Regions from separate parts of the Homo sapiens genome. Here region 2 is linked to region 1. A link is a loop called in an ENCODE intact Hi-C map of the cell type or tissue named here. Cell type or tissue: Caco-2. All regions are shown on one strand. Each heading gives the region's core, and the rest is flanking DNA. Links, peaks and the distances in the headings are about the cores only.

Region 1 (11,527 bases), core at 1,969-9,968:
GCAGGTCTTGAACTCCTGACCTCATGATCCACCAGCCTCGGCCTCCCAAAGTGCTGGGATTACAGGCATGAGCCACCACGCCCAGCCGATTTTTTTTTTTTAAATAATTTGTGGTAGAGACGAGGTTTCACCATGTTGCCCAGGCTGATCTTGAACTCCTGAGCTCAAGTGATCCACCCGCCACCACCTCCCAAAGTGCTGAGATTACAGACATGAGCCACCACACCCAACCAGTCAGCCTCTTACTCCCCTCAAATGGAAACATGTTAAGAAAGCATCTGGCCGGGTGCACTGGCTCAGGCCGGGCGCAGTGGCTCACTTGTAATCCCTGCACTTTGGGAGGCCAAGGCTGGTGGATCACCTGAGTTCAGGAGTTCGAGACCAGCCTGGCCAACATGGTGAAACCCCGTCTCTACAGAAAAAAATACAAAAATTAAACAGGTGTGGTGGCAGGGGCCTGTAATCTCAGCTACTCGAGAGGCTGAGGTAGGGAGAAATCACTTGAACCCAGGAGGCAGAGGCTGCCGTGAGCTGAGATCATGCCATTACACTCCAGCCTGGGCAACAGAGCGAGACTCCGTCTCAATTAAAAAAAAAAAAAAAAGAATCTCACATCACTCATATAGGGAAAAAGGAGTGCTGTGTTTAAAATCTCATCTCTCCTCGCTCTCCCTCTCCCGTCTCCCTCTCCCTCTCCCGTCTCCCTCTCCCTCTCCCTCTCCCTCTCCCGTCTCCCTCTCCCTCTCCTTTCCACGGTCTCCCTCTCATGCCGGGCCAAAGCTGGACTGTACTGCTGCCATCTCGGCTCGCTGCAGCCTCCCTGCCTGATTCTCCTGCCTCAGCCTGCCGAGTGCCTGCGATTGCAGGCGCGCGCCGCCACGCCTGACTGGTTTTCGTGTTTTTTTGGTGGGGACAGGGTTTCGCTGTGTTGGCCGGACTGGTCTCCAGCTCCTAGCCGCGAGTGTTCCGCCAGCCTCGGCCTCCCGAGGTGCCGGGATTGCAGACGGAGTCTCATTCACTCAGTGCTCAATGGTGCCCAGGCTGGAGTGCAGTGGCATGATCTCGGCTCGCTACGGCCTCCACCTCCCAGCCGCCTGCCTTGGCCCCCCAAAGTGCGGAGATTGCAGCCTCTGCCCGGCCGCCACCCCATCTGGGAAGTGAGGAGCGTCTCTGCCTGGCTGCCCATCGTCTGGGATGTGAGGAGCCCCTCTGCCTGGCTGCCGAGTCTGGAAAGTGAGGAGCGTCTCTGCCCAGCCGCCATCCCACCTGGGAAGTGAGGAGCACCTCGTCCCGGCCGCCATCCCATCTAGGAAGTGAGGAGCGTCTCTGCCCGGCAGCCCATCGTCTGAGATGTGGAGAGCGCCTCTGCCCCGCCGCCTCATCTGGGATGTGAGGAGCGCCTCGGCCCGGCCGCGACCCCGTCTGGGAGGTGAGGAGCGTCTCTGCCCGGCCGCCCCGTCTGAGAAGTGAGGAGACCCTCCGCCTGGCAACCGCCCCGTCTGAGAAGTGAGGAGCCCCTCCGCCTGGCTGCCACCCCGTCTGGGAAGTGAGGAGCGTCTCCGCCCGGCAGCCACCCCGTCCGGGAGGGAGGTGGGGGTCAGCCCCCCACCCGGCCAGCCGCCCCGTCCGGGAGGGAGGTGGGGGGCTCTGCCCCCCGCCCGGCCAGCCGCCCCGTCTGGGAGGTGAGGGGCGCCTCTGCCCGGCCGCCCCTACTGGGAAGTGAGGAGCCCCTCTGCCCAGCCAGGAGCCCCTCTGCCCAGCCAGCTGCCCCATCTGGGAGGGAGGTGGGGGGGTCAGCCCCCCGCCCGGCCAGCCGCCCCGTCCGGGAGGTGAGGGGCGCCTCTGCCCGGCCGCCCCTACTGGGAAGTGAGGAGCCCCTCTGCCCGGCCAGCTGCCCCGTCCGGGAGGGAGGTGGGGGAGTCAGCCCCCCGCCCGGCCAGCCGCCCCGTCCGGGAGGGAGGTGGGGGGGTCAGCCCCCTGCCCGGCCAGCCGCCCCGTCCGGGAGGTGAGGGGCGCCTCTGCCCGGCCGCCCCTACTGGGAAGTGAGGAGCCACTCTGCCCGGCCAGCCGCCCCATCCAGGAGGGAGGTGGGGGGCTCAGCCCCCTGCCCGGCCAGCCGCTCCGTCCGGGAGGGAGGTGGGGGGGTCAGCCCCCCACCCGGCCAGCCGCCCCGTCTGGGAGGGAGGTTGGGGGGTCAGCCCCCCGCCTGGCCAGCCACCCGGTCCGGGAGCTGAGGGGCGCCTCTGCCCGGCTGCCCCTACTGGGAAGTGAGGAGCCCCTCTGCCCGGCCACCACCCCGTCTGGGAGGTGTACCCAACAGCTCATTGAGAATGGGCCATGATGACGATGGCGGTTTTCTGGAATAGAAAAGGGGGCAAGGTGGGGAAAAGATTGAGAAATCGGATGGTTGCCGTGTCTGTGTAGAAAGAAGTAGACATGGGAGAATTTTCATTTTGTTCTGTACTAAGAAAAATTCTTCTGCCTTGGGATCTTGTTGATCTATGACCTTACCCCCAACCCTGTGCTCTCTGAAACATGTGCTGTGTCCACTCAGGGTTAAATGGATTAAGGGCGGTGCAAGATGTGCTTTGTTAAACAGATGCTTGAAGGCAGCATGCTCCTTAAGAGTCATCACCACTCCCTAATCTCAAGTACCCAGGGACACAAACACTCTGCCTAGGAAAACCAGAGACCTTTGTTCACTTGTTTGTCTGCTGACCTTCCCTCCACTAGTGTCCTATGACCCTGCCAAATCCCCCTCTGTGAGAAACACCCAAGAATGATCAATTAAAAAAAAAATAAAATTAAAAAGAAAAAAAAAAAAAAAGAAAAAAGAAAAAAGTCCTCCCATAAGGAAAGATGATCAATTCTTATGTATCGTTCTAGGGATATAAATATTCAGGAGGCTTTTCAGAATAAAAGTTAAATCATTTAAAAAAAAAAAAAGAAATAAACTTACTTGAATTAAAAAAACAAACAAAAAAAATCTCATCTCTAACTGCAGAAGGAAAAGCTTGGTTCCCTGATGGCATTTCAGATACTAGTGCCTAAGATATTGAAGAACTTTCCTGGGTCTCTGAAACCACACTGTTACAGAGGATGGCCTGCCTTGAAGTAGCTCTTTCATATTATTTGAGGCAAAAGGCTTACTTTAGGTGTATTTGGAGTAAGTAAAACACGCTTTTGGAGGTGGGCCAAAGGACAGAAAAGTCAATTAAAGAGCTAAAAAATAAACTGCAAGTTTTGGGTAAATTGAGTGGTCAGAAAGTGACCAAATCTTCATGCTGCCGAGCTCACCTGCCAGTTGTATGACTTGAAGCAAGCTTGCTTAATGGCCCTAAGCCTAAGTTTGTTCGCATAAATGGGATTATTAACAATCAACTGTAACACAGGGTTGGTAGGAAAATACATAAAGTTATAGGTGGCCAGGTGGGCCCAATGGATCCTCCTACTTCAGACACTTGTAATCCTAGCATTTTGGGAGGCAGAGGCAGAGGGTTGCTGAGGCCAGGAGTTCAAGACCATCCTGGGCACCATAGCCAGACCCCGTGTCTACAAAAAAATTAGAATAATAATAATAAAAGTTATAGGAAAGCATGTAGCATATAGAAGATGTTCCTTCAGCCTTGAGGCAGTAGACTCAAAGACCAGGTTCAAATCCTATCTGTTAGCTACTAGTTTTCTGACCTTAAACAATTATTTCTTAGCCACATTTTCCTATTTACAAAATGAAAATATGGAATTACCCTTTTTTGCATTACCAAGCCTTCTTTTGAATTTTAATTTACATTTGTTTAATTACTAATGAAGTTGAGCATCTTTTCACGTTTGCTGGTCATTTGTTTCACTCTTACCACTAGAAAAGAAATGTATTAAAATGAAAATCCAGAGGGTTGGGAGAAGGCCTTGCTCAGCCTAGGCCTGGCTGAGGTGGAGGGAGAGAGGAAGACCTCATCTGAGTGACAACCATGTGTGCAGGGGGAGGGTAAAACAGGAGATGGGCTGTGTACTGGCAGGTTGGTTACTCACAGAGGTACTGTGGATTATGAGAGGTATTGAGGATTATGAGAGGCAAGTTCCTCACTGTTGAAGAAAGGAAGTATATACGTGGAAGGCTAAAATAAAACCTGTGGAGGTGGGCTGGAATTGGAGACATCAGTGTGAACTCATGCTTTTTACTATAGAACGATGGATGTGGAAAGGGCCATTCATGTACTGTCCCCGATAGGGCCCCGAAGCAGGAACACTCCAGTAACAAAGTATACTAGCGCCCGGATCTTGGTTTCTGAATACCATTATCTACTAAATGGAACCAAGGCCGCATACACAAGTGACTGGTTCTAGGGATGGGGCTGGAAAAATACAAGGTGAGGCTGGAACATCTTGTGGTACCAGAAAATATGGAAGTGCTCAGAGAATGATGGGAACGTGTCAAAAGGACACAGGATCCAGCTTGAAGGAGTGTCCACTGGCCAAACTGGAACAATTTTAACATCAAAGTAAATAAAAGTAAGAATGAGTTGTAATCATAGAATATGAATCCATGAGTAGTCCACACTGATATATCTACGAATGAACAAACAAGCAAATGACTAAATAAATAAATGGGGTAGAAGGGAAAGTTCTAACTTATGGTAGAATGCTAATTATAAATATAGAAAGAATGATGGAATAAGAAAGTCACCCTTTGGCAATTATTAATAGCATGGGAATAACTCATTCAGACAAGAATCATCTAAGAATGCTAAAACTAGTTGACGCAAGTTTCATGGGAACAGGATATTTATATAGTTTCAAAGTAGCTCCCCACAAAATGCTTATTAATTTTCTGTGGAGAAACTTGGAAGACACCATTTTAACCACCTTAACATCAACAGACTATAACTTTAAAAATGGAAAAAAACAAGGACATGGCTGGGCGCGGTGGCTCACGCCTGTAATTCCAGCACTTTGGGAGGCTGGGGCAGGTGGATCACCTGAGGTCAGGAGTTCACTTCACTAACATGGTGAAACCCTGTCTCTACTAAAAATGCAAAAATTAGCCAGGCGTCGTGGCACATGCCTGTAATCCCAGCTACTCAGGAGGCTGAGGCAGGAGAATCGCCTGAACCCAGGAGGTGGAGATTGCAGTGAGCCAAGATCACGCCATTGCACTCCAGCCTGGGCAACAAGAGCGAAACTCCGTCTCAGAAAAAAATAAAATAAATAAAAAACAAGGACATGGAAAAATGAGAACCCTCGTACACTGCTAGAGAGGATGTAAAATGGTTACAGCCACTTTAGAAAACAGTTGGCAGCCCCTCAAAAAGTTAAATATAGGTACCATATGACCCAGCAATTCCACTGTTAGGTATATACCAAATAGAACTGAAGGCATATGTTAACGCAAGAACTTGCACATGAATGCTGCTAGCAGTGTATTTCATAGTAGCTAAAAAGTGGAAACAGCCCAAATGTCAGCCCATTCATCAACTGACGAATGGATAAACAAAATGCGGTATATCCATACAATGACATATGTCAGGTCTCTCCAGAGAAGGCGGACAAATAAGATGTGTACGTTCTGTTTTCATATAGATACGTGTGTGTATGTGTATATATACATAGAAAGAGAGAGAGACATTTAAGGAATTGGCTCACAGGAAGCTTGGCAAATCCAGAAACTGATAGAGTAGGCTGATGGTCTGGAGACTCAGGGAAGAACTGCAGTCTGAGTCCAAAGGCAGTCTGTTGACAGAACTTCTTGCTTGGGGGACAACAGTCTTTGTTCTATTAAGGTCTTCAACTGATTGGATGTGGCCGACTCACACTATCACACTATGGAGGGTAATCTGCTTTACTCAAAATCCCCTGATTTTAGTTTATTCATTTATTTTTTGAGACATGGTATTGCTCTGTTGCCTAGGCTGGAGCTCAGTGGTATGATCATGGCTCACTGAAGCCTCAACCTTCTGGGCCCAATCGATCCTCCTACTTCAGCCTCTTGAGTAGCTGGACTTGAGTAGCTTGCCTGGCCCCAAAATTCACTGATTTTAAATGTTCATCTCATAAAAAAAAAAATACCTTGAAAGAAACATCCAGAAAATTGACCAACCATCTGGGCACCATGGCCAGTCAAGCTGACACATAAAATTTACCATCACAAATGGTAATAAAGTAATAGAATGTAACATTTACATATTACTCTCAAATGAGTCAGAAAAAATATAGCATATATAACCTGTGTACATATATACAGAAAGAGAGTGATAAAGCAAACATAATAAAAAGTTGACAACTGGGCTGGGCACGGTGGCTCACGCCTGTCATCCCAGCACTTTGGGAGTCTGAGGCGGGCGGATCATTTGACGTCAGGAGTTTGAGACCAACCTGGCCAACACGGTGAAACCCTGTCTCTATTAAAAATACAAAAATCAGCCAGGTGTGGTGGTGCACCCTTGTAATCCCAGCTACTCAGGAGACTGGGCAGGAGAATTGCTTGAACCCGGGAGGCAGAGGTTGCAGTGAGCCAAGATCGCACCACTTCACTCCAGCCTGGGCGACAGAGTGAGACTCTGTCTCAAAAAAAAAAAAAATTCAACAACTGGGAGATTCGGGTGAGGGTGTACTGAAATCCTTGATGCTATTCTTTTTTATTCTTTTTATTATTTTTAAATATTTCTCATGTTTGTTTCCTATCCTTTGTACTATTTTTGCAATTTTTCTGCAAGTTTAAGGTTATTGGCAAAATAAAAGTTAAAATAGAAAAAGAACATAAAGTATATGCACAAAGAGTATTGTTTAGAAAAGAAATCTACCTATTGTGAGGCCTGTGCCTGGTACCAAGTACATGCTGAATAGCTGCTGCTGCTGCTGCCAGCTTTTCAGGTCTGGAGAGAAAGGTTATTTCTCATAAGAAGTCACAAGGGGGCATCCCAAAGCCAAGAAACACCATCTAGCACAGAAGTTCACTGAGTCTGTAGAGCTGTCGGTGTCCTACCGTTCCTTACCCAGAATGCACTCCTTAATCCTAAAGAAAAAAAAGAAAAAGCTTTGTCTGCTAAAAGCAGGGGCTCCTTCCTTTCACAGTGGACAAGGCTATGGAGCACCTGAGAGCTGGTCTCCTTTCCTTCTGTTTGGGTCTGGATTTCAGAGCAGCTGTCAAGGGTCACTGCATATATCACAACCAGGACATCGACTCTGGAGACGTATGAAAAGGAGCGGACGAATGTGGTGGCAATGTAGAAGAGTGAGCCCTGGAATGAGAACTCACAGACATTCACGTGTTGTGTGTACTCAGCCATATCCCTCCTTATCCTCTTTTCTTTTAATTGATTTTTAATTGTAAATGGACAATTTATACTTGTTTATAATTATGGGCCACAAAGTCCTATTGTGACTTATAAATACAATATGGAATAATTAAATGAAGCCAGTTAACATATCCATCACCTCAAATGCTTAACATTTTTTGGGTTGAGAACATTTGAAATTTACTCTTAGCAATCTACCATGCTATGCAATAGATCTCAAAACACAATATATTCCTCCTGAGACTTTGCACCCTATGACCATCATTTCCCCATTCCTCCTCCCCGAGTCTCTGTAACCACCATTCTACTCACTGCTTCTACATATATAAATATATATATATACATATATATATACATATTTTTTTTTTCTTTTTTGAGAGAGAGTCTCGCTCTGTTGCCCAAGCTGGAGTGCAGTGGTGCAATCTCAGCTCACTACACCCTCCACCTCCTGGGTTCAAGCAATTCTCCTGCCTCAGTCTCCTTAGTAGCTGGTATTACAGGTGCCCACCACCACACCTGGCTAAGTTTTGTATTTTTAGTAGAGACAGAGTTTCCTCATGTTGTGCAGGCTGGTCTCCAATTCCTGGGCTCCAGCGATCCACCCACCCCAGCCTCCCAAAGTGCTGGGATTACAGGCGTGAGCCACCACGCTGGTTCTTCCACTCACTGCTTCTATGAGTTCAAATGTTTCAGATTCTACAAATAAATGACAACATTTCTTCCTGTTTTCTTTTTTTCTTTTTTTTTTTCTTGAGATAGAGCCTCGCTCTGTCGCCCAGGCTGGAGTGCTGTGGCCCGATCTCAGCTTACTGCAAGCTCTGCCTGCCAGGTTCACACCATTCTCCTGCCTCAGCCTCCCAAGTAGCTGGGACTATAGGTGCCTGCCACCATGCCTGGCTAAATTTTTTTGTATTTTTTGTAGACAGGGTTTCACTGTGTTAGCCAGGATGGTCTCAATCTCCTTACCTTGTGATCCGCCCGCCTCGGCCTCCCAAAGTGCTGGGATTACAGGCGTGAGCCACTGCGCCCGGCCCATTTCATCCTGTTTTCTTTTTTTTTTTTTTTGAGACGGAGTTTCACTCTTGTTGCCCAGGCTGGAGCGCAATGGCGCAATCTCAGCCCACCACAACCTCTGCCTCCCGGGATCAAGTGATTCTCCTGCCTCAGCCTCCCAAGTAGCTGGGATTACAGACATGCGCCATCATGCCCGGCTAATTCTGTATTTTTAGTAGAGACGGGGTTTCTCCATGTTGGTCAGGCTGGTCTCGAACTCCTGACCTCAGGTGATCCACCCGTCTTGGCCTCCCAAAGTGCTGGGATTATAGGCGTGAGCCACCATGCCCAGCCTCATCCTGTTTTCTTAATCTGACTTCTTAGATGTTCCACCTGGAGCTCCTAGGATTTAATGTTTCTAAGTTCTGGAATATGTCCATTCTGGTCTACCTGACCCTGTCACAAACTGCACCTTGAAATGAAATTGCTCTAGTCACAAAAGTCTCTTGCTACCTGCCTGTGATTACACAGTGCAGCAGAAGGTGCTGTCCAAGGTCCAAATGAAGCCTCTGGTATTTAATGTATTGAGTCTCAGTTTCCTTATCGGAATAAAACAAATAATAACATTCGCTTTTTGAGTCTTGTAAGAATTAGATATATAAATATAGTATCTAGAACAGAGTAGATATTAAATGAATTGCAGTATTTTCTTTTTACACTTTGGTTTAAGTAACAGGGTGTTGTAGAAAAAAATGGGATTTAAAGTTAAGACAAAGTTCCTGGTTGAGTGCCGTGGCTCATGCCTGTAATGCCAGCACTATGAGAGGCCAAGGTGGGAGGAATACTTGAGTTCAGGAGTTTGAGACCAGCCTGGGCAACATGGTGAGACTCTGTCTCTACAAAAAATTTAAAAAATTAGCCGAGTGTGGTGGTGTGCACCCATGGTTTCAGCTACTTGGGAGGCTGAAGTGGGAGGATTGCTTGAGCCCAGGAGGTTAAGGCAGAAGCTGTAATCATGCCAACGCATTCCAGCCTGGGCAACAGAGCAAGACCCTGTCTTTAAAAAAAAAAAATTTACATGAGAATACGCCTTTAAAAACTCTGGTGGCCGGCCGGGTACGGTGGCTCACACCTGTAATCCCAGCACTTTGGGAGGCCAAGGCAGGTGGATCACAAGGTCAGGAGTTCGAGACCAGCCTGGCCAACATGGTGAAACCCCATCTCTAATAAAAATACAAAAAAAATATTAGCCGGGCATGGTGGTGCATGCCTGCAGTCCCAGCTACTAGGGAGGCTGAGGCAGGAGAATCGTTTGAACCTGAGAGGTGGAGGTTGCAGTGAGCCAAGATCGCACCAGTCTGGGTGACAGAGCGAGACTCCGTCTCAAAAAAAACAAAAAAAAGAACTCTGTCAACAACATTATTACCCCAGCCAGAAATGACCTTCCTCCGTTAAATAAATAAAAATCTTAATCTGCATGTCCCAGCTCAAGTGTTACATCTTTCAAGAAACTTTTCTCTAATAATCTCAAAAATATAAATAATATGGTATCCATATTCTGGACATTGTTAAAAAAGAATGAGGAACGTCTACATGTACTGAGATGGAAAATCTCAGAGACATTAAGTGAAAATAAGCCATGGAATACATACATTATGATTCCATTTTTATGTTTAGAGAAAAAAGGAGGTGACCATGCCATTCTCTTGCTTAAAACCCTTCAGTGGTTCCCCACTGCCAACCACGTAAAGTCTGAGCTCCTTAGCTAACATTCGTGCTCCTTCACTATTTGGGCTCTGCCAACCTCTGTGGCCTCATCTCCTACAGACCGATCTTGTCATTTTGAGCCCTGGGTTCCAGCTGTGACTAAAGTGCCCTCCACCATCTCTTCCTCTAGATCAGTGGCTCTCAAGCTTTAGCATACATCAGAATCACCTGGAATGCTTGTTAAAATACAGACTGCTGGCTGCACCCGTAGAATTTCTGATTTAGGTCTAGGATTGGGCCTAACAATTTCTATTTCCTGTCAAGTTCCCAGGTGATACTGATGCTGCTGTTCTAAGAACCACACTTTGACAGCCAATGCCTTTACAATGCTTATGATTCAGTTTCCTCACCTACATATAGGCTGACCAATCATGTTGGTTTGAGACTGCCCCAGTTTTGGCATTGAAAGTTTCAAGTCACAGAAAACCCCTTAGTTCCAAGCAAACTGGGACAGTTGGTTACCACCTGCATAAGAATCTCTCCCAGGTGGCAGCTTACAGGACATTTATTGCTACTGCCAAGCAGGCCTTCTCTATGGCCAGGCAACAGGGAGTGCTGAGGAAGGAATTCCATCGTCCTGACCAACTTTTTGCTGGAGTAAGAGTATTTAACAAAGTTCTTCATATTCAGGCACCTCCAAACATATTTTCTTTATTTCCTCCAGAGAACAGGCTTTAGTACTGAGGTCCTTGTAAACATTTAACAAAACTGGTTTAAGAACAAACTAAAAGCATCTATATCCTTGCCCTGTGTTGCTGGGGTGAGTTTATACAAGGAGAAGTTGGAACAAATGCAGTGGGCACAATGACCTTCTTACTCAGTTCAAAGTAGGTCTTGGGATGAGAGTTCCACACGGCCAGTACAGCTGACTTTCTGTGATTTCCAAGGGGTGCCCAAGACATTAAACGCCATGGTCCTTGGGAAGGACTGATGATGTTTCTGCTCATTGTTGATCAGGGTCAAACCTTTTCACTAACCGGGACTGCTCTTTCCAAGAAGTCAGAGGTCAGAAAGCTGGTAGCGTCGTACAAGACCGTCTCGACAGCATGTGTAGATCTGCTTCTCCCATGTGGCTACCTAAAACACAAGAATTCACAGTTCAAAGGAAGCCTGGGATTCTTCCATTTCAAAAAGATGGAGGCTTATGATTGACACACACTAGTCCCATGGAGTCTGAGAAGGCTTTATGAAGGCAACAGAATTACATCCATAATTATGTGCTTACAAAAATTGTTGGCCCATAGTGATGGATGCATCCCAATCACCAATGGTTGGGATGCACCATGACTATATAACAGAGAAACTAATTGGCCCAAGTGGAAAGCAAACCCATTAGTATTGTTCAGGTTTAGCACAGATGGTCTGCCTCTAGGGAGGAGATGGTTCAGAGATGGGCTTGACTATTCTTGAACCTTATAAAATTGGATGCAAAAATGTTCTGAATATGTGTCTTTTTTTCTGAGGAGGATTTCATC
Region 2 (11,527 bases), core at 1,348-9,347, 530 kb after region 1:
TGCTCTGTCACCCAGGCTGGAGTGCAGTGGCGTGATCTCAGCTCACTGCAACCTCCGCCTCCCGGGTTCAAGCCATTCTCCTGCCTCAGCCTCCCAGGTAGCTGGGACCACAGGCATGTGCCACCATGCCTGGCTCATTGTTTTGTATTTTTAGTAGAGATGGGGTTTCACCATGCTGGTCGGGCTGGTCTCGAACTCCTGACCTCAAGTGATCTGCCTGCCTTGGCCTCCAAAGTGCTGGAACTACAGACGTGAGCCACTGTGTCCAGCCGCCATTTTTTTTCAACATGTACTTTTTTTTTTTACAACATGCACTTACACCATTATGATACTACTACTAATTATCCTTTTGTGTATGTGTTCTGGAGTTTACCAGCCCTGTTCACATGCTTGGTAACTGATTGATTGTTATTCCTAACTTTAAATTTTAGGCAGCTTATAAAAGTTCATTGCAGTAAGATAAAACATTTTAAAATGCTAAAACCAAGGTTAAGGGAGTAGAGCTCTTATCCCATTAGATCATCATAGCAGCCTTATGAGCAAGGCAGGACAGGATTAGAGCCTTATTTTTCAGACCAGAAGCTGAGCCCAGCACTGCACTGACCACAGTCACATAGTAAGACAAGCAGAGCCCCAGCTGGGGTCCGGACCTTGTGTCCTTCAGCCAGTGCTGCTCTCTCCATATCCCACCTACCTCTCCAAATGCCTATGTGACCTCAGCCTCTTTCCCCCAGGGAGCCTACTACACACAGCCGGTGTATGCTGCCCAGCCTCATGTCATCCACCATACCACGGTCGTCCAGCCCAACAGCATTCCCTCTGCTATCTACCCAGCACCTGTTGCCGCCCCGAGGACCAACGGTGTGGCCATGGGCATGGTGGCAGGCACCACCATGGCAATGTCAGCAGGTGAGGGCAGCATCTGCATCAGTGTCCATCCCTTTCCTCTAGGAACTCAAAACGGAGCAGAGAACACAGTCATAGAATTGGCTGCAGCACAGCACAAGAGATCCTGTGCCAGGGGGCTTGGGAACCCAGAGGAAGGAGCCTCTAAATCTGTCTATGGGGATGAGGAAGATTTCACCAAGAAGGACGTATCGAGCTAGGCCTTAAAGGGTGAACACAGGCTAACTAGAGAAGTGAAAGAGGGAAGGGTGGTGCAGAAAGAACATGAACATGGCATGTTCACAGAATGGAGGAATGGAGCCAAGGCCCTTCGGAAATAGGGGCTTGGAGTTGGAAGGTGGCTGGATCGCTAGCAAGGATAAGATGGTGGAAAGTCCTGAATACCTTGTGGTACCTCTGTTGCACACAATGGGGGTCAAGCAGGGCAGGGATGTGGTTAGGTTTAAACATTCTCTGGCTGCAGAGTGGAGACAGGATTAGAAGGGGTGATCTGGAAGCAAGTAGGTCAGTGAGGAGGCTGTCAGTGTACTTTAGGGGAGAGAGATGATGCTAGCACTCCAGTAACAGCAGGGGCGCCAAAAAAGAAGACACAGGGGCAATGTTCTTTATTAGGCAGGAGCTTAAGGACCTGTGCAATAATTATAATAATTATGAGGGATGACAAAAGCAGAAGTCCCCAAGGACTGTTAGGTTTTTTTTTTTTTTTTTTGAGACAGGGTCTTGCTTTGTCACCCAGGCTGGAGTGCAGTGGCACGATCTTGGCCTACTGCAGTCTTGATCTGCTTGGGCTCAAGTGATCTTCCCACCTCAGCCTCCCAAGTAGCTGGGACCACAGGCATGCGCCACTACACCCAGCTAATTTTTGTGTTTTTTTGTGGAGGCAGGGTTTCACCATGTTGCACAGGCTGGTCTTGAACTCTTGGGCTCAAGGGATCCACCCACCTCAGACTCCCAAATACTGGGGTAACAGATATAAGCCATTATGCCTAGCCTAGAGACCCAACTTTTAAAGAACCAGCTAGGATACCATCTGAGGTAAGAAAGTACAAGGGGTAGAGTGAGCATTTGGATTTTATTCTGTCCCTAACGTAAGGGTATGGTTGAGGCCTCTTACTCCTCAGATCAAGTTGGCAAACTGTTGGATATCTACTCAGTGCCAGCCTTGTTCAGGTCCTGGGAACCCAATATCAATAGATCAGATCAGAACACTGTCCTTAAGGAACACCCAGGTTAGTGTGGGAAACACAGCCACAGACATCACAATTACTACTCAGTATGATTGTGCAATAAGAGAAGCATACAAAGAAAAGTAAAAGGAAGGCCGGGCGTGGTGCCTCATGCCTGTAATCCCAGCATTTTGGGAGGCCGAGGTGGGCGGATCACTTGAGGTCAGGAGTTCGAGACCAGCCTGGCCAACATGGTGAAACCCCATCTCTAGTAAAAATAAAAAATCAGCCGAGTGTGGTGATGGGCACCTGTAATCCCAGCTGCCCAGGAGGCTGACGCGGGAGAATCGCTTGAACTCAGGAGGCAGAGGCTGCAGTGAGCTGAGATCGCGCCATTGCACTCCAGCCTGGGCGACAGAGCGAGACTCCGTCTCAAAGAAAAAAGGAAAAGGAGGACTTAGAATAGTCATTGATTCTGTCCTCAAGCATCAGAAAAAATTCCCCTAAGGAGGTGAAGCCTGGTGAGGTGGAGAAGGGCAGAAAACAGGTCATCAGGAAGGCGAGGGAGATGGGGGATTTGGGCAGAGGGAGCAGCCATGTGAAAGACTGTAGCTTCATCCTCTTCATTCCTGTGTCTGGTGCAGCCTCGTCAGGTTACTCTTCTCTCTCTGGATGCTCAGGTACCCTGCTGACTACACCCCAGCACACGGCGATTGGGGCACACCCTGTCTCCATGCCAACATATAGGGCCCAAGGAACCCCTGCGTACAGCTACGTGCCCCCACACTGGTAAAGCCTGCAGCCCATCCAAGTGAGTGTGGCCAGGGTGAGAGAAGTGGGAGGGGGATACATACAGGAACTGCCTCAAAGTCCCTGGTTTGGGTCTGGAGCACAGGTGTCAGCTAGGGCAGGTAACAGCTGTCAAGTTACCAGTTGCTTTCCTGCTCCAAGGTCCATAATATCACTCTTAATAATAGCTATCACTTCTGTTGACTGCTTGTTGAAATCTAAATAATAACAGAAATAATAATAGCTATCCCTTTGCTTATGTTATCTCATAATCCTTATAGTTGCTCTGTGAAATAAGGATCATTAGCTCTATTTTACAGATAAATATGTAGTTAAATATCACTTAGCCAGTAAAAATTAAGCTAGGGCTTAAACTTCAGTTCTCTAGTACTAAATTCTGTGCCATTTACCTTATGGTCTTCGGACTTCTTTTAACTATGGGCCCCATTCTTCAAATGAACTCTTGCCCAGATCATATGTTAAGAGCTTTGGTTGGAGCTATTTGGAGGCTTTGGGCTGACCCAGACCTCTGGCTTCCTTGGTCCCCTCAGCAGCTCCTGAGGCAGTGACAGTGAACCATAGGGCTCCAGGGATGTCACTTTGAAATCCTCTGGCCCCCCACATCATCTGGCCTCCCCCATCTCCTCCAGGGCTCTTGGCACCAGAGCACAACAACTTCCACAGGCGGGAGGCAGGCAGCTTCACTAGGAAGGCACAGCGGGCTCCCGAGTTGAGGGGAGAAGCCTCCTGAATATCACTGACACTGTTTCTTTCCCCTTTCCCTCTGCAGATCTGGAGTCACACATTGTATGCAACTACTCAAGTCTTACACCGGTGCTGGAGCAGTTCCCTAGCAGCACCACCTCTATTTGCAAGAAGAGACAACGGAAGTGCAAGGGTCACTTTATGCATCTTTAATGGTTTTGATTTTTATTTTTGGTTTTTGTAAAAGCTGCTTTTTCTAATCTCCTGCCTCTCCCCAACTGTCCCCCTCTTAGCCCCTGCCCTTCCAGCTCTATCCCCTTCCTCCTACCTGACCAGGCCATGTCCTCTCTGCTCTTCCCTAAGTGTCCTGTCCCTGGGGATCCCAGTCTAGAGGCAAGCAGAGAGTAGGGTTTATTGCAGTGGTTCATCTGAAGGCTGGATTCCATTTGAAGAGCATAAACAGATGTGGTCCAGGGTAGGAACTCAGAGCTGTTGAGCAGGCTACATCTCTAGGGGAGTGTTCTGGTTGTTTTTTCTTAAGCAAGATTAGTTCAGGACATTCCCATGTCCCAGACACAAATGAAATGTCTCCTGAGAACCATTGCAACAGACCAAGAACAAAACCACCTGAGTATGTAGGCGTGTTATTAGCAGCTTAATACCCCAGGCTGAGAACCTGGGGAAAAAAGTCTTTAGAATTTGGGGGAGGGTGGGGGGAGGGAGGGCATTGTGGGGAAGGAGAGGGAAGAAGGGAGGAGCGGTGCTTGCCTCATGGCTTTGGTTTGAAAGGTCTCTGGCCAAAGCATCTGGCCCTGGACCTTCTGATTTGCACAGTGATGTTAACTGACCTGGCACTTCCTCAAAAGGTGATTTTGTCCTTAGACCTGCCAAGCGGCTGCAGGGTGGTAGGATCCCAGCATCCCGAGGCCTTGGAAGGCCGGATGCCCTGTGTCATCCAGACTTCAGCCTCTGAGCTGTCATGGACCCACTCTGATGAGGAGCTTCCTCCTGATTGGAGTGGGAACCTAGGGCATTTCTCTCCCTTTTCTTTTGCCCTTCCCAGTGCCAGGACTCACCTGTCTGACCATAGAGCTTGCAGGCAGGCCAAGCTCTTGGTTACCTGTGCCATTCATGGCCCAAGTGAAGGAACCACATTCCAGGTGGGTGCTGGCAGCTCTGAAGGTGAGGATAGTGAAGGAAAAGCAATAGCAATAAACATTTCATAGACTCATGGAACTGAAGGGACCTTAGCAATCATCTCATCCATTTCCCTATTTGGCAGATGAGGAAACTGAGGCCCAGAGAAGCGGAAAGGACTTCCCTAGACCTTACAGTAAATTAGCATTAAATGCAGCCTTCCTACCTAGTGGGCACCTTGCTTACAAAAATTTACCTAGGGACGGATTGGCTTGGTTTTGTAAAAATTAAGTCGGCAGCGCCCATACCTGGTGAGTCTGGAATGGTCTCTGGGCTCCTGTTTCTGCTCTTTTCCTCCACGGACTCCAAAGGCGGGGGTTGAAGACTGGGCAGAGGCTACATGGGGGCGGATGGCAGGAACAGAAATTGCAAATGAAGAAATAGCATTTGGAAATTCTGTGAAGACATCTGGAACTTCCGTCCTGTACCTGACTCCACCTCCAGGAGAAGGAGCAGGTGGACTGGCCGAAAAGGAGAGGCCATGCTTTTAGGACAGTAGCCCCTCATCCCGAGAGGAGAGGAAGAGGAGGAAGACAGTGGGAGTCATCAGGAGAGGAGAATGAGGATGAGGCCCAGGAGACAGGCTCATCTGGGAGAAGAGGGACCCCTGGGACGAGGAGGTCCCTGCTAGTCTCAGCCAGGAGCCTGGATTGCCCAGCAGCAGCCTCCGGCACCCAGCGCTTGGCTGGGCCAGCAGCCCCTCTGGGGGTGGGGCACGAACATTTTATTGTAAAAAATGGGATCATTGACAACATTTGGGACTTTAAAAAACTGCTTTCATTTAAAATTCATGCAAACTTGGACATATCCTTACCCCAACCTCCCATGTCTCCCTAAGGGAGGGAAAAATCAGGAAACCCTTGGGTTGGAAGGAGCTCAGAAGCTGTCTAGCCATTCCCAGGAGGGTAAAGCCCATCAGCCTCCTTGGCCTAGAGCCAGGAGTTTGGGGGCCCACCTTCCTGGGCTTCCAAGGAACTTTAGGACCAGTAAGAAAAAATTCAGCTGTTCTAAATTATCTGTTCTGGGTGCTGATGAGGTTTCACTTTAAAACAATAGAAAGTTTTCCAGTGTTAATTCACTTTTTGCAAATACCTCCTTCCACCCTCTTTGGTTTTGTAAAGGTGGGTGAAGGTTGTTCTAGATTATGTCATACGTGTTTGAAAAATGCCAAAATAATAATAATGATAATAATAATAGAAACCTTTGGATTTGTCAGGTGCATCACAGAGGTCAAAGCACTTCACGGCCTTTCATGTACTCGCCCTGAGAGGGACAGGGTTAGAGTTATTACAGTCAATTGACAAATGAGGAAACAGGTTATGGAAGGGAACAGGCCCACAGTGAGCAGCATGCTGGTATCCGCTAGGCTTCCCAGAACCCTGCTGCCTCCATGTGGGCTGGGGTGGAACCACAGAGAGGAGAAAGGAAGAAGAGGAGACCTAGGAATGACCTTGTAACTTTTGTTCTTTCAACACCAGTAAGTAAAACTAACAGCTGGACCTCACAGTTCACAGAACAGTTGAACATAAATTATCTGGTTTAACCCGATGAAATAGAGGTTATTTCTCCTATTTGATCCATAAGGAAATCAAGGCTTGGAAAAGTCAAGTGACTTGCTAATAAGTGACAGAGCCACTCGAATCCCAGGCTGTCTGCTGTCTCGTTCCCCTCCATCTGATCCCCACACAGGCTCACGTACTGAAGCATCTGTGCTCTGTGCCCTATCTTAGCACCTACTATGTAATTCAAGAGCAAAGGGGGGCCCCAAGGTGAAAATAAGGCACTGAAAGGCTGTGGTCTGGAAGAGCCCAGGTCCAGCACCCCTTTTTCAGTATGAGCCCCAGTTCAGCCGGCCTCAGCCTCTTGCTGTGATGGAGATCCACAAGCCTAGCCAAGCTTGGGGAGTCACTGCAAAAGGACTGAGCCCAGGAGAGCGGGGACAGTCATGTGCCTCTGGTAGGATGGGCACAGTTACTGGTAAGGTCACAGAGATCTAGTGGGAGGTACCATAGGTAGATACCTCCAAAGATTCTAGATGGCACGGTGGTCAAGCTAGACAAAAAGTCAGAGCTGGAAGGGCCGTCTCATTGAAGGCAGGCAAGCAAGAGAGGACAAGGGATGTAGCCGCCTGACAGTGAGCTACAGCACTGGCCCCAGGATGCAAACCCCTCTCTCCTCCTCATGCCACTGCCTCTCCCCAAGTGCAACACCTATGGCCAGGATCAGGGGTACAGATGGCTCGTTACCAGCCAACCCTTTTGAATTCTTCTACTTCTACCTGACCCCCTCTCCTCACTGGCCTGGGGTCAAGAAGTTTGAGTCTGGGAGCTGGATTGCCTGCAAATAGTGAAAGCCTGAAACATAATGGTTTGCCATGTTTTGAAAAAAAATGCATATTTAATTTCTTCCTCATGAGATAGGACAGTTGCTGTTCTTTCTTACCTGGCAATGACCCTAAAATGTATATCCTCTTTCCTGAATATTTAGCAGAGACACACACACCTGTCCAGAGCGTTTTTGGTATGCAAAGTACTTTGACATTGGTTGCCAAAGTCCTCCATTTTATAGATGAAAAAACTAAGGCTCAGGAGGCTTGAGACTTGCTAAAAGGTCACACAGCTTGGAAGTGATTCTTCAAATCCTCTGCTCTTTCTGCTGCCACCTGCTGGGTCTCTTGGCAAGCATGGAGGGAGGGGCTAACTGTACTTTATAGAGCTGGGAAGCCCAGTCTCTGAGCTGAGCAGATTTGTATGAACTGCTTTGGGCCAGGACCTGTAATGAGCCCTGGGGAGGGACCCAGAGGCACATCTAACTGGCAGCACAAGGAGGATGAGAATTTGCAACTAAAGGCCTCACTTGGACAAAACACTTTGGGGTCACAATGCCCAGGACCGAAGACATGTTCAAGGACAGCACGAGGCATCTTTCTATTGGGAGACCCATGTCCTTGGTAAGCCTGCACACCTGGCTTCCTAATCCCTGAGAGCCTGCCCACTGTCCAGATCCAGTGAGTTGGTACAAAACGTACAGACTGAAGTCCCTGGGCTTGCTTTTCCCATGGGTGAGGACCAGAACCAGACTCTGAGCATCCTTACCCCTGGCCACCCGAATTGTTCCAAGTTTGAGGTACCCCGTTCCCAGAGATCTGGGGGTCCTTCTTTGGAGGGCTTGCTTTGTTCTGATGGCCTTCAGAAAGGAATCACATGAAGTATAAAAGGACAGGCCCCTTGGTCACCAAGTTTTGGCTCCTCATACAGATAGGACTCATCCAGGTTCCCAGCGAGGCACTGACTAAGCGAGGCTCAGAGCTTCCATATCAAATTCCTCAGCTTTGTTCTGTGCCCAGAGGGGGTGGGCCCCATTCTGGGCCCTGTGAACTTTGTCTTATATATCACCATCTGTATCAGAATTCCTCCTCAATTGCAGTTAAGTGAAAATACGTGGAAGTCTGCTTTTCCATCCTGTATTCTCCCACATCACTACTGGCTGTGCGGCCCCCGCTGCTTGCCAAGCTTGGGAATCCAGAGAGGGGCAGTAGTAGAGTGGGCCAGTTGGGACCCACCCGCAGAGCTGAAGAAACACGCCAGACTAACTGATGGGATTCCACACCGGAGCCTCTGAGCGCACAGGCAGGCATGCCAAGGGGGCTGCAGGGTTTGTCCTTTACTTATCTGCCCCTTTCCTAGAAAACTCCTCGTTTCTGAAATTAGGCATTATATGGTTCCAGGACCCAGCCTTCAAAATTCCTGGCAGGCCAGCTTCAACATTCCATGGCCAGCCCTGCCTAAGCCAGACTTGGGTCCCAGTCCCTCAGTCTCTCCAGTGGATATCTTCTGTGGTGCATGCTGTTGAGTCCAACCCAAAGGCCAACCGAGGCACACAGGAGTTGGGACTGGCTGCCACAAAGCTAGAAAGGGACAAAACAGCACTTGCTTCCCTATGGCCACATGGATAGTCCCTGGATATCCTTGCTGTGGTAGAGGTCCTCTACCCATTCCAGCCACTGATAGCAGGGGGATTTTCCTTCCTAAGGAGAACAGATGTAACAGCTTTGCAAAGTACCGGCCCATAGGAATCAAATGGGTGAGATCAGCTTTGGGCCTGACCCCAGCAAGACCAGCATCTCCAGACCCCAGCCTTTCTCCTCAGGCCTAAGAGAGTCAGGGAAAGAGAGGAGACTGTCCCAGAGACCTTCTCCTCGGGTCAGCCAGATAGTCTGGATCTATGGTGTGACTCAAGCTCCTCCTTACCCAGGGGGGGTAAGGCCAGGCCTCTAGCTACTTGGAGTTGTCTGTAATAATCTTGAAAGGCCCAAGGGCCTGTCCCCATCCTGACTTAAAGGCATCTGCTTCCCTGTTTCATATCACATGACAGAGAAACCTGTTCTCATGGCATGTAACATCCCTGTGAAGAGAGCGTTGTATATGATTTTGTATTTTTTAATTCATTTTAATCTACAGGTTGGAATCTAATTTTTAAATTTTATTGGAACTCACATTTTAAAAAGAAATAAAATTTAAAATAATAATAATAATAATAATAATAATAATAAACCTTTGACCAGTGTCTTCCAAGTAGTTTGATCAAAGAATTTATAGGTGTTTTCAAAACACAGTCCGGAGTGTAAAGATTGGAAAGCCCCATGGCCTTGCCTGTGTGTATGAAGTGTAAATCTGGTTTTGTTTTGTTGTTTTGGATTCTTTTGGGTTTTTGTTTTGTTTTGAAGATCAGACAGTGATCACTCTGAAAGATTGAAGCCAAGAATTTGTAACTATGGTATTTACTGTAAGCTGTAGAACACTCAATAACTATTAAAAAAAAAAATTCCCCCCCAAAAAAAAGTCTTAGGTGACTAGACTGAGTGGTTCTTGGGGAGGGAGGCACAGAGGACTGTCCTGGGCCAGTGAGTCCCTTGGGCGTCTCCCCAAGTTGATGCTAAATTTGTTCTCAGTAGTCAAGAAAAACCTATGGTACATCTTACAGCTGATCTGACAGGGGTCTGCCCTAAGGGTCTCACAGCTGCTGGGGAGCTTTAAGTGGCAACTTCAGCACCCACCCTAAGTGTGTGATGTGGGAGCACAGTGAGGCCATTCAGAGTTGAAATCCATTGAGCCATCCGCGCAATAAAGCTGACATCTATTGTGTGGCTGGTGCCTGCTGCTCATGTTTGTTAAGGCATTCGGTCCTCACAGCACACGTGAGGTGAGCCCTGTTGTTAGCACCATCTTAGATGGGGAAGCTGAGGAGGGTAAGTACCTTGGCCGATGGTACAGAGCTGGTGAGAGGCAGAGTTAGAACTCACATTTGGCACTTGTTCTGGCTCCATAGCCCACGCACCAAGCCCCATGTTCTGCCCATCTCAGAGCAAGCAAGGCCCGAGTTTGTTTTGTTTTGTTTTTGTTTGTTTTTGTTTTTGAGACAGTCTCTCACCCAGCTGGAGTGCAGTGGCGCAATCTCAGCTCACTGCAACCTCCACCTCCTGGGCTCAAGTGATCCTCCCACCTTAGCCTCCTGAGTAGCTGGGACTACAGGCGCACACCACCACTCCCAGCTAATTTTTGTATTTTTTTGTAGAGGCGGGCTTTCACCATGTTGCCCAAGCTGGTCTTGAACTCTTGGGCTCAAGCGATCTGCCTGCTTCAGCCTCCCAAAGTGCTGGGATTACAAGTGTGAGCCACTGAACCCAGCGCCCTGAGCTTTCTTAAAAGATGGATTTGTCAGATGGGAAACCAAGGGGCACTTGGTGGTTTGTGGTTACAGAAAAAGGACAGCTGAGGGAGGCTCTGGCGCCTTCATCCAAAGCAGTCCCATCAAGTGCTATCAGTTTTGCCTCCTAAACATCATCTGAATCTCTTATCTCCCCTCTGGGTGAAGCCACTGCCCTAGCCCAGGCCCAGGCTTCTCTTACTGGGTTATCTGTCCACCATTCCTTCCCAGGGCCGGGCCCCTACAGTTCATGCTCCACATCCCCATAGCTATACCTCCAAGAACTCAGCCTCCTCACCTGGAAAGGAAACAGGCCAAAAGAGGCCAAGTAGCTTGGCTCACACTGCAGCTGAAATGAAAACTTTTAGGCCTCCTTACTCTCTAATGCCTCTCACCAAATCTCACCGTGTGCCTCCACCCAGCCTCCCTTCCTGTCCTTGATCCAATATGAAACCCACCCCCAGTGTCCGAGGGGGCACCTCTGGCCACAGGCATTGTTGGGGCTGAGTCACCATAGTCAGTTTCTCCGGTGCAGGAAGGGATTTTCTCCCAGAGGGAGGCTCAGCTCCAGGTCACAGTGGCAGAGCTGAGGGCCAGGAGCAGGAGGGGAGGTGGAGACTTGGGTCCCAGCCCCTACCATTCTGGCCCATAGGGAAGAGGGGTGGAGCACAGAGGTCAAGCTCAGAACTCTTCCCCTCAGTGGTCAGCCCAGAACCCCACCCTGTCCTCCAGCTCCCACCTCCGCGTGGGCCTCTTGAACTCAAGCGCTGACAAAGCTTCAGGGATTTAGATGGAACAAGCCAGAAAAGCTTCCAGGTGAGGGTAAGGACCCTGAAGACCAAGGGCATCAGACACACTCCTACTTGAGCCCTCAGCTCTTCATCCCACTCTTGCAAGCTAGCCTCAATACCCCAAGGGACAGGTGAAGAAACAGGCCAGGGCCACACCTTTCAGCAAGCAGAAATTGGGGAGGGGGAGTCTGGAGGAGAGCACAGTGCTTACTGTGAGGGGGCGCTCAGCCCTGGCCTGGAAGCCTGCACCCAGCCTTGGTGCACCCT

The links. A loop is a pair of places that touch in the nucleus more often than their neighbours do. Peaks named below come from ENCODE experiments on the same cell type or tissue, not always from the same donor. Only the 100,000 strongest peaks of a DNase experiment are listed, where the experiment ranks them.
Region 2: a loop joins it to region 1, with 12 times the contacts of the local background. A loop is called at or near these places in 8 of 110 quality-filtered maps.

The regions. Positions count from the first base shown.
Region 1 is chr11:73,926,887-73,938,413 of GRCh38, reverse strand. It overlaps PAAF1 (proteasomal ATPase associated factor 1), which reads right to left. Exons shown (of 12, transcript NM_025155.3): 12 at 7,300-11,129. The coding sequence ends at 11,052. Among named protein-coding and RNA genes, the nearest start is that of DNAJB13, 18 kb to the left of the region's middle. RefSeq lists enhancers at 985-1,619, 11,513-11,527 and a silencer at 5,542-5,792. In Caco-2, for the core only: a CTCF peak has its summit at 6,935 (motif pointing right); a DNase peak (open chromatin) is centred at 6,943.
Region 2 is chr11:73,398,869-73,410,395 of GRCh38, reverse strand. It overlaps FAM168A (family with sequence similarity 168 member A), which reads left to right. Exons shown (of 8, transcript NM_015159.3): 6 at 735-909; 7 at 2,753-2,883; 8 at 3,652-9,909. The coding sequence ends at 2,865. Among named protein-coding and RNA genes, the nearest start is that of RELT, 28 kb to the right of the region's middle. In Caco-2, for the core only: a CTCF peak has its summit at 6,160; DNase peaks (open chromatin) are centred at 6,135 and 7,445.